Linked DNA regions of Mus musculus: region 1 is linked to region 2. Evidence: chromatin loops called from intact Hi-C (ENCODE). Cell type or tissue: gastrocnemius. All regions are shown on one strand. Each heading gives the region's core, and the rest is flanking DNA. Links, peaks and the distances in the headings are about the cores only. Region 1 overlaps 4930543E12Rik (RIKEN cDNA 4930543E12 gene). Region 2 overlaps Parva (parvin, alpha).

What was found. Peaks named below come from ENCODE experiments on the same cell type or tissue, not always from the same donor. Only the 100,000 strongest peaks of a DNase experiment are listed, where the experiment ranks them.
Region 1: a loop joins it to region 2, with 5 times the contacts of the local background. A loop is called at or near these places in 3 of 42 quality-filtered maps.

The regions. Positions count from the first base shown.
Region 1 is chr7:113,129,098-113,134,479 of GRCm38, reverse strand. All of the region lies in intron 2 of 4930543E12Rik (RIKEN cDNA 4930543E12 gene), which reads left to right. Among named protein-coding and RNA genes, the nearest start is that of 4930543E12Rik, 10 kb to the left of the region's middle. In gastrocnemius, for the core only: a CTCF peak has its summit at 2,116 (motif pointing right); a DNase peak (open chromatin) is centred at 2,118.
Region 2 is chr7:112,467,881-112,473,262 of GRCm38, reverse strand. The region is part of intron 1 of Parva (parvin, alpha); the gene reads right to left. Among named protein-coding and RNA genes, the nearest start is that of Gm45998, 19 kb to the right of the region's middle. In gastrocnemius, for the core only: a CTCF peak has its summit at 3,295 (motif pointing left); DNase peaks (open chromatin) are centred at 1,761, 3,286 and 5,283; H3K27ac peaks cover 3,725 bases.

The sequences.
Region 1 (5,382 bases), core at 195-5,194, 660 kb before region 2:
GTCTCTTTCTTACTTACTAAGGGCCTAACAACTGTTCTGTTCTTTGCTGATAACCTGTAGCCTCCTTGATTAGTAGATTTGACCATCCTGAGGGTTGAGCCAGATTTTAAACCAGAGTTGTTTTTGTTTTCTTTTGTTTTGCTTTGTTTTCTTTAAAAACAAAAACAAAAATAAAGGAGAGCACTGAGATTCTAGATTAAGACAAGGAATTAGCCCCGCTGGGGAATCCACTGGTCAGAGCTCTAACCCGCCACTCCACACTGCTTGTCATTAACCTAGTTGCCTGTGTCCTGTTCCCCACCCTGATGCTTTTGCATAGGAACAGCCCTTGCATCATGCCACGGAAGTGCCCAGTAGTAGCTGGGAAAGTCCCTGCTGTCCCAGCCAGCAGATGTGTTTGGAAGATGACTGCACTCAGAGATCTGATATCACAACAGGAAGGTTGTTCTCATGAGACCCAGTTGGGGATTTGGAGAGAAAGTTCCCTTGGAAAAAAATTTGCATATATTGTACTTCCATTCCAACAGTGTGACTGACAGTTACGAAGCACGAAGTGAAGTGCTAGACAATAAATAAGGATATTGCATCCACTATGATATGACCTGACATTGTTCCGGGGTGAAATGTTTCAAATACATAGCAATCAAAGACCACAAACTATGAGCCTAGAACACCACAGCTGGCTTGAATGACTCCTTTAGCGATCCATGGCTTTCCCAGAGGCCTAGGCACACCAGGAGTCTCCTGTGATCACCACTAACCCTAGGACGTGTTCTGTCAGGCTGTGCCAGATTTCCTCTGTCAATCTCATAGCATCTGGAAACAATGGAAGGTTTCTATGAAGCTCCTTTGAATTCCTACAGCAACACCAGTGCCTAGTGTTTAAAAATTCACTCCCTTGAGGCCTTGTAGCTTAGCCTGGTGATTTTTTTTTTTATACCAAGCAGTTGCCTGATAAAATCTCACTCCCATGGAACCAGACGATAACCTAGAGATAGTTAGGCAACTGGACACAGAAACACACAGGTATAATATATATATTTTTAAATTTTCACTTTTTTTTATGTGTAGGGGTATTTGCCTGTATCAGTGTCTATAGTGCACAGTGCCTATGCAGGCCAGAAGAGGGAATTGGATTCCCCTGGGACTAGAGTTACAGCAGGTAATGAGCTGCCACGTGGGCGCTCGGCCTGAATCCGGCTCCTCTGGAAGAACAACTCATAGGTTTAACCACTGAGCCATCTCTCCAGCTCCTAATCGTAGCATTTGAGAGACTTAGGCAGAACAAACACAACTCTGAAAGCAGCCTAGGCTATGTAGTGAAGCCTTATCTAAAGAAAAGAAGAAAGAAAAAGGATAGCTTAGTGGGTAAAGGTGCTTCTCAAACAACTCTGACGACCCGAGTTCAACTCCCAGAACCCATATAAAGGAGAAAGGAGACAGTGGCTCCTAAAAGTTGACCTCTGACTTCCACCCTTGTACTGTAGGATGCACACACACACACAGAGACACCTTATACATCATACACACAAAATAAAAATTTTAACTTTAAATTAAAAAAAAAAAGAAAAGGAGAAATTGCCATTCAATGTCCACTCCTGTGCACACTGAGAAGCCATGGCCGCAGTGTTCATTTGACCAGGAAAAAAACGACTACACCTACAAAGTCTGATTCCCTAAGTTAGCATTTGAGTGGTTCTCTTGCCTTCAGGATGTGCTGTGGCAATATTGAACATTTGTATTTGCACGTGCGTCTGTGTGGCTTTCTGCAACAAGGAGAGCAACATGCACTGTAACTACTTAGACATTGCCGGAAGTCAAGCAAGTCGGAGGCAAGGAGACAGAGAGGAACCGATGTGGGCTTTAGTGTTAGGCAGGACCAGAGTTGCAGAACATTATCATTTCTGTGTCCTCAACGCTTGGTTGAGGGTTGTTACAGTCTTCCTCTAATCTGAAACGGAAGCAGAAGCATTTTTTGCCCAATAGGATTATGGTACTATTCAGTGGAAATCAAGATGCTGCATTCTGCCTGTTGCCTGACACACTGAAGGTGCTCAATGAAGTTCTTGTCATCCACTTGAAACAAACGTGGATGGTGACTGCGTTTACCGTGAAGACCAGCAGAGGGCAGGGCAGACCTCACAAAGCTGTGTGTGAAACACTGGTTCTCAAATCCACTTTCAAGAGGAATTCCTGAGATATCTTCCTTAAACGCTTCTCATGAAAGATGGCTCTATCACGACCTCTAATATCTTCATAGAAACTGGTGCCTTCCTCTTAGGCAAGGATCCAGAGAAGGTATTGGGCAATATTTAACCAGGGACTTCCAGCACCTTAACAGCCTTTTAACATAGCTGTTCCCAGTATGAAGTTGTGGGTCTGTCTTATAGAAGGGGGGGGGGGGGCACAAGATAAGAGGCAGTATTTTAGAGTTGATTGGCTGCAACTCAACACTTCATAAAAAGCTGAGACAATGTGAAGTTTTTTTAAGTGGTTATTTTGAAGTCATTTCAAGTGTTAATAAAGCTTGTTTGAAATCCTGCACAATGGTTAAGTTAGGGAGGTTACTGCAGTACCACTTTTATAAACTGTAACTCACGGACGACTAAAATCCTCCCCCATCCTCCCTGTGTGGTGTCCCACTTCTCCCCCCACCCTCCCGTGGCTTGCTTAAGAGAAGACAGGACCTTTCTGAGTACAGCGGTAGTAAACCACTCACAGCAAGAGAAGTAAGCGATGGTGAAAAGTATTCACAGCAGTGACTCAAAGAGGACGCTTCGCACATCAGCTTCAGGTGTGTGAAGCTCAGCAGGTAAAGGCTGGCTGCCCAGCCTTCCAAGCAGCTGTTCTGAACCTGTGGGTCTCCACCCCTTTGGGGTGGCAGGACCCTTTCACAAGGGTTGCATATCAGATGGTTCCATTATGATTCATAACAATAGCAAAATTATAGTTAGGAAGTAACAGTGAAAAATATTTTTATAGTTAGCGGTCACCCCATGAGGTTGTATTAAAGGGTCATTGGGAAGTTGAGATACACTTAGTCAGATCGTCAGGTTCCAGATGGCAGGAGGAAAGAGCCAAGTCTGCAGGTTGTCCTCAGACTTCCATATGTGTGCCATACACACATATGCACACACATATGCAAACATACACATACACACACGCACCCCTAAACCCATTATGTTTCCACTTGTAGAAATAATGAAGAAACAAATCTACCAACTTATGTGGGACTCACATACAGACAGCAACAACCCCCCTCCCCCAAGGTTTGACAATGTTGGAATCCAGACACAGTTTCTAAAGCTGACAGAAACAGCAGCCCGGTATCCCCACCCTTCTGTGAGTGCTGGATAAGCTCCATATAAAGTAGCCCTTGAGGTTGCTTGGTCTAAAAGTCCAGTGTTTTAGCCACCACTCTTGCTGGCTTGCAAGTGTTGGATGGATCTGTGACAAAGATATGGTTCAAATGACACTTTAAAGGCTGTGGCTTAATGTATTCTAATGACATGGAAATCTGACTCTGGGAACACAAAAGCTCACCGAGTGCTAGTCACCCAGTTGTGGCAAATGCAGAGTCTGCTGACAAGGAAGACTTTCTATCAATAACATTGGAGGTGACAGGAAAGAACAATTGGATTTTTTTTTTTACCTTTCAACAAATCCAATTAGCCCTGAACTGATAAATTATGAAAACTCCCATTATGCACTGGTGTGATTGAGAGCTGTGTGTTGGGAGTATGCGTGTTCCTCGAAGCTCCTTGCAGCAGCATTATGAGATTATTATCATGTGCGATGAACTATAAATCAATGTGTCAGCCCCTTCCTTGATAACGCTTTGCTATTACAAAAATGTCAGCTGAGGGCTGGCGGGATAACTTTGTGGTAAGCATTTGCTGTGCAAGACCCAGGGACCCACAGAAGCCATCCATGGTAGTAGCCTGCATCTGCTATTCCAGCTATCCTGTGGTGAGATAGGAGGCAGGCAGGATATCCTCCTGAAGCTCGTGGACCACTCAGTCTGGTGCACACATTGGCAAATAACAAGAGACCCAGTCTCAAACAAGGTAGAGAGTAAGGACCTACACCTGAGGTAGTCTTCTGACCTCCACACACGTGCCATGGCATGTGTGTGCCCATATTCTCACACAAGCATGCACACACACACACACACACACACACACACACACTCACACACATCATACAGACATGTACACATCATGCAGATACATCTCACACACACATGCTGCTTAGTTATAGAGTAAAATTTGTGACTTATAGACAGTAATACATTAAATGCGTTATTCTCCTTATGTGTTAATATGATAGCTGATTAGAATTGTCATGCTGCATACAGAAGTAAGTAATTTTTGAGGAGGAAAATTCTAAAGCATCTCTACTATGGGATGAAGGCTTCCTGTTTCTGGAAGACAAGACTCCATTTTGTCAACTTGAAAAAGATTTGAATGGATTTTCAGGCCTGATTGCTTGTCTGATGTCGTAGTCACTTTTCTGGTGCTGTGATAAAATGCCATGACCAAGGCAATTTATAAAAGAGAGTTTAATTGGGCTTACAGTTTCAGAGGGCTAAAGCCCATGATGGCCAAGCAAAAGGACAGCTGAGAGCTCACATTTCTACCCATGCCCCTGAGGCAGAGAGAGAGAGAACTGGGAACTAGAGTCTTTGGAAACTTCACCCAACCCTCAGTGACACACCTCCTCCAACAAAGCCTCCTAATCCTTCCCAAGTGGTTCCACCAGCTGGAGAATAGGTATTCAAACTTGGTGTATGGGGGCCATTCTCTCAAACTGTCATATCTAACACCTCAATATTGCCATGCAAGGAGGGAATAGAGCATATATTACCTTCCATTGGTAGGTAAGTTCTAAGGAAATTTTTAAAAGGAGATATTTGGAGGAACCAACTTTCTTATACAGATTGTTAGGTCAGAGCCTAGAATATAACAATAACATTAAAAGGTGATAACATCTTGTCATTGCCAATCTGTGAGACACTATCAACAATACTGATCAAATTTGAAAATATATTTAAAAGTCAGGTCTAGTGGGAGAGGCCTGACACCCCAGCTACTCAGGAGGCTGAAGCAGGAGTGTAGAGAGTTCAAGGACAGCCTAGGGAAAATTAGTGAGATCCTGCAGAGCAATTCAAAAGTAAAAAGAAAGGCCTAAGATACAGTGGCATGTATTTGTGCCTAGCACAATTGAAGCCTTGAAATTAGTCCCCAGTGCATCAACAAAGAAAGTACATGTACAAATTGTATTTCTCATCTAGTAATTACAAAGATATTGGGGTCAGATTGGAGTCTACTTGTGTGTGTGTGTGTGTGTGTGTGTGTGTGTGTGTGCGCGCGCATGTGTATT
Region 2 (5,382 bases), core at 287-5,286:
TAATATACACTGCAGCCCATAGAATGTCTTAGGTTCAGATGATGTAAAGGTCAGCCCTGCTCTGAGAATAAACACTAGCTAATCCTCTCCCTGTCCCCTCCAAATAAATCTAAGTGGCAATGACCTCAGAGAGTGCTGTCTGGTCATCAAAGCACTACTAGGGATGGGCTCTGACAGGCACAGTGATGCTGCGGGCTGCTGATGAGGGCAGTGTGGCTGAAATGCAGAGCTGTCAAAACTCAGCTTGCTCCTACAACCTGAAGGGAGAGCCTCCTAAGAATGACTTGATGCGGCAGACCAGTTTCTCTCTCATCCCTGTGCTCCAGGCTTCTCATCACATCTTTGCTTTCAGATACACAATGCCTTTGGGCGGGCGCTGAGAACCATGAACGGGTTCCACCTTCTCGGGATGAAGTCATGGTACTGACTGTCCTCAGTAAGTTACATAATCAAGGCATTTTGAGGGGAGGGAAAAGCAAGCAGTTAAGGCAGGCTGTCTGGGGCCTGCCGCTTGCTCCTGCCGGCCTATGGTATGTAACACTATACGTCTAGCCTTCCATTCACAAAGAACATTGCCCCCATCCCTCTCTGTGGTCAGACTTGTTGTTTTGGAGAGAACACATCTCCACCCAGAAGCCTTCCTGTCATTAAGCTTTGCCGAGTCTTTCCGAGCCCAATCCTTAGATAGCACGAACCTCACCCACCCAGGTCACCACGATCCTTGGATTCCTCACCATCCAAGTCCCACATGACAAAGTGACAAAGGACCCAATCCCCTCTCTCCCCAGATTTTGAGTGGTGCTGGGGAATCAAACCCAGGGCCTCGTGCATGCTAGGCAAGTGTACTACTGCTGAGCCACATTGCTAGCTCTCTAGATTCCATTTCAAATATCACCTTTTATAATTTTGTTTACCTCTTAGGAAAATAAGACCAAATGTTTGTAAGGATTCGTTGGACTGTATTTTCACTTTCCAAACACCAACTCAAGGAATCAAGAAAGGAATTCTCTGCAGCCACAAGAATGCCTTTCTCCCTCTGCCAAATCAGAGGCTGATACCCAGATAAGCAACAGGGTACAAACAAAGAAAATAAGACTCTCCAAACGCTTTCTGATGCATTCTCTTACTTCACCTTATACCTCCTTAGTGCCCGCTTCCTTTTCTTCCTCGTGTTTATTTTTGTTTCGTATTGTGTTAGGTAGCACTAGGGACTGAATCTAGGCCATCATGCCTTGGCAGACAGCTCTCTACCACTGAGCTACGACGCTTTTGTTAAAAAAAAACTTTAATGTTCTTATTTCAATTGTACTCTCATGGTCTTAAGTGTCTCCAGCAATGCTAAAAGGAAAAAAAAAATTGGAAGTATTATTTAATATTAACTTGGAGCAAAGAGGATGATTTTGGGGGCACTACAAATAAAAATTTCACATTAAACCACTTGAGCGGCTCCAGATTTGCAGGAAAAGCAACAAACTAATTGTGCCGAGTCTTGGACCAGGGAGGTGGGCTATCGGAAAATGTAAATAACTCCTGCCTGGCACCTCTAGCTATTTTTGTTTTAATTTAAGAACCGGAATGTAATTATCTCTTATTTACTACAGTCACAAACACCGCCAAAGGGAAAATAAACCATTCCTTTTGGGATGAAGTTGCTGACAAAGGTTTGACAAAGAAAAATAATTAATAGCTCCACGCTGGCACGGAGCTGAGGTTTGGCTAAGTGGGCGTGCCAGGCACAGTCACCACTCAGCTCTCAGATCCTGGGGCTGGCCAGGGGTAGAGCATGCGCCTGATTCGGGGCCTTTCTGAAGCTTTAGACTGTTGTGTGGGGCAAAAGGCCCAGGAGGCTCTGAATACTCTCTTTAGGTCTTCCTCCTCTGCAGACTTGCTGTGTGCTACAATGATAAACTTTCTGTTTGTGAGAGACCCCTGGGTGGGGGATTAATGACTTTCATCTGGGGCAAACAACCTTCCAGTTTGTTGCTGGACTTTTCCATTGAGAATCTCATCCTGAAAAAACAGTGGAACCGGCAGCCAATGTCCTAGAGCCTAGGTGGCAGTTCACGTAACCACACCCGTCCCAAAGGCTTCGGATGGGCGAGATTGCAGGATCCTGTGCAGGTGAAATCACATGCCGCCAAGTCAAACCCTGAAGAGGAAGATGCTGAGGGGTGGGGTACATGGTGGCTGCACACACTCCTGAGGACCTGGGCTCAGACCCCCACATCGAAGCCAAGCATGGGGCGAGCATTCACTAACTCAAGCCTCATGCTGGAGTGGTGGAGGCAGGCCCATCCCTATAGGAAGAATCCTCCTCTTAACCGTACACAAGGTCGAGTCTACCATAGCTTGCACTTTCCGTAAGCTACAGAAGCTTTGGACACAGTGTTCAATTTTAGCAGACAGACATCCCTTGTCCTTTTTGTCTATTGCGCATGCTAGGAAGCTCATGGCCCCAGAAAGGGAAGATAGAATTGTTCTTTTTATTATTGTTATTAATGAAGGGTTCACCTGTCACAACCTCCTGCTGTGATAGCCCTCTGCTTCCCTGGGGCATGGGAAGGCCTTCCAACAGGCAACTTGACTAGATCCTTCAGGGATGTGCAAAGAATTCAGGTCTGGAAGGCAGGCAGGATCTGACTGTGGTCTGGAGATGTCACTTAACGGTCCTGGCTTGGTTTCCCCTCTGAACAGCCAAGGATTTTGCTCGTTCAATTCTCCTTCTATCCAAAGGAGAACAAACATGGAGCAGAAACCAAATCCACCAAGGCCACGGTCGTTATGACCATAGCAATATCAACAACGAAAGAGGAAGAATAAAACTCCACAGATCCACGTCTAATCTCACCTCCACCACACAGATTAACACAGCTACTCCTCTCCCTGTCTTCCCAGAACTCAGGACAGCCGATGTTCCAACTTCTCAGTGGTGATCTCGATCTTAGGAATTTCTAAACCAAGATGAGCCCTTTAAACACTGAAATGGAAGGAAATCAGGAAGCCCTCATCAAGGTCTGGTCGCACACATAATATAAGTTCATTTATCTCTACCAGCGTCATTTCATGGCTCTCGGTAGCTTTTGTCCTCTTTGTAGACCTCTGGGGTAAAGGACATTTGGGGCCTACACATGTTTGCAGAACAGGCTGGTACATCCTGTCCTTGCTACAGAGCCTGGCACATCGGTGGCAAAACAGACTTCTCTTTTGACACACTTTCTTTCAGGAGTCTGGTGGCTGCAGAAACCACCCCAGCCTTCGTCCCCTGCTGGCTGCTAAACTGCCTCCTGGAGCCCCCTGGTGGCCAGTACTATATTCACACCCCCCAGCCATACACTCTAGGACAAGGAGAAAATACCCTTAAAAAATCCACTCAAAGGTGAATCACTGATATGTATTACCATACCCGCTGGCACCCTGCATGTTCCTTGAGGCTGCCCTGGAAAATGACACCTTTCTCTAATGTCCCATCCATTTCTTATCCTCTGGTGTCTTCTGGGTACCAGGCTGTGTTGGTAGAAGAAGAGTAGCAAGCTCCCAGGGAGCTTTCCAGCATATAACAGAATGATCAGTCCCACACCCCTAAGCAAGCCCTGGGGACTGCACCAGTTGCCTCAGGGAAAGTGGAGACAAAAGGAGGGCAGAGGTGAAGAGTCAACCAGACCTTGCCATCTTTCCCAAGACTTCAGAAGGGAGCCAGGTAGAGAGAATGAAAGGCATTCCATGGAGGGGGAGTCTAGTGCTCAGGAAGCTAGAAGCTCTCAGGAGGGAGAGTGACAATGGGCCAGTGACACATGCAGGGATAAACGGAGAAGGCTCTTTCTTGAAAGCCTTGTGTATCATTGTGTCAGCACTGACTTTTCTAAGCATGCTGTAGGCTTCATACATCATTTGATTCCAACTTCACAGACGCTACGTAGGCCATCCATGACCCACCAACTCAACGCAGCCTGACTATGAGGAGATGATCAGAAGCACCCAACTTCCTGGAAATATAAGCTCTAGGGGCTGGACAGATGGCTCAGTGGTTAGGAGCACTTGTTGCTCTTCCAGAGGACCTGGGTTTGATTCCTAGCCACATGGTGGCTCACACCCATCTGTAACCCTAGTCCTAGAAGATCAGGTACTTTTTTTGTTTTGTTTTGTTTTGTTTTGTTTTTTGCCTCTGTGAGCACTATATGAATAAGACGCACAGATATACAAGCAGGCCAAAAATGTTCATCACACCAAAAAAAAAAAAAAAAAAAGGCAAAAATTTTAGAAAGAAAATATAAGAACCAAGGAAAGCCTGAAACCTATCCCTACCACAAGGAGATTAGGAATCTGGGCCCACCTAAGGAAATGTGGTCCCGGAGCAGAGAAAGATGGTTCTTAGGTAAGAAGAGCTAAGAGAATCCAAACAAAGTGTGGGTGTGTCCTCTAGTGAAAGCTGTGCATCAGTACTGGCTCACCCACTGTAACCAAGGTCTCCCACCAGCGTGAGTCTACAGTAGGGGGAAGGGTATGAGATATACATGAGGACCCTGTATTAGCCCCATATATTCTCTATAAATTCAAGTCTTCTCCAAAAAAAAAACAAATTAAAGCCTATTTTAAAATTATTACTGTTCACCTAAATATCTAAAGGAAAAGAAATGAAGGGATCTTTTAAAAGAACAAAGAAAGAAAAACCTTTGAGACAGTCTTTCATTGAGCCTAGAGTTGTGTTTTCAGGCTACATTGGCAACCAGTAAGCCCTAGTGACGTGACATGGATGTTATTACACATGTGCCCACACATGTGGAGATCAGAGGAGAACTTTCTGGAGTCTGTTTTCTCCTACCATGGGTTCTGGGGGACAGAATTCAGGACACAGGCTTTCATAGTAAGTAAGTACTTTTACCATTCTGTCAAGCCAGTCTTCAGCTTCCGATTCTGCCCCTTCCACTTCCCATTGCCTGGGCCTCCCGAGTGCTGGGACCACAGGCTTGCACCACGATGCTCAGGCTTATGCAGTACTGGGGTGGCACCCAGGGCTTTGGGTACACTAACTGGGTGAGCTCTCTGCCATCTGAGCCTCTTGGTTTTACACAAAGGTTCCATGTGATGAGTCACTAAAAATGGTTCTACGGTGATTTTTCCCCCTGTTTTATTTTCACATTTGAAGCTAAGATGGTTGTGGTGGTGGAGGATCCTCGGCTGTGTCCAGGGAAGGAAGGACACGGGTTTTGGAGTGAGCAATCTGGCAGGCTCAGCGTGAATCACAGACTGGTTGCGGGCACTGGGCCCTATTGAGATTTGCCGGTGATGCGTCCAGAGAGAGGAGGAGAAACAAGCAAGAGAGAACCAACTTCCCTAAAAGGAGAAAGCAAGAGGCCTTGTGTAGGACCCCTTGGATCCAGCCAC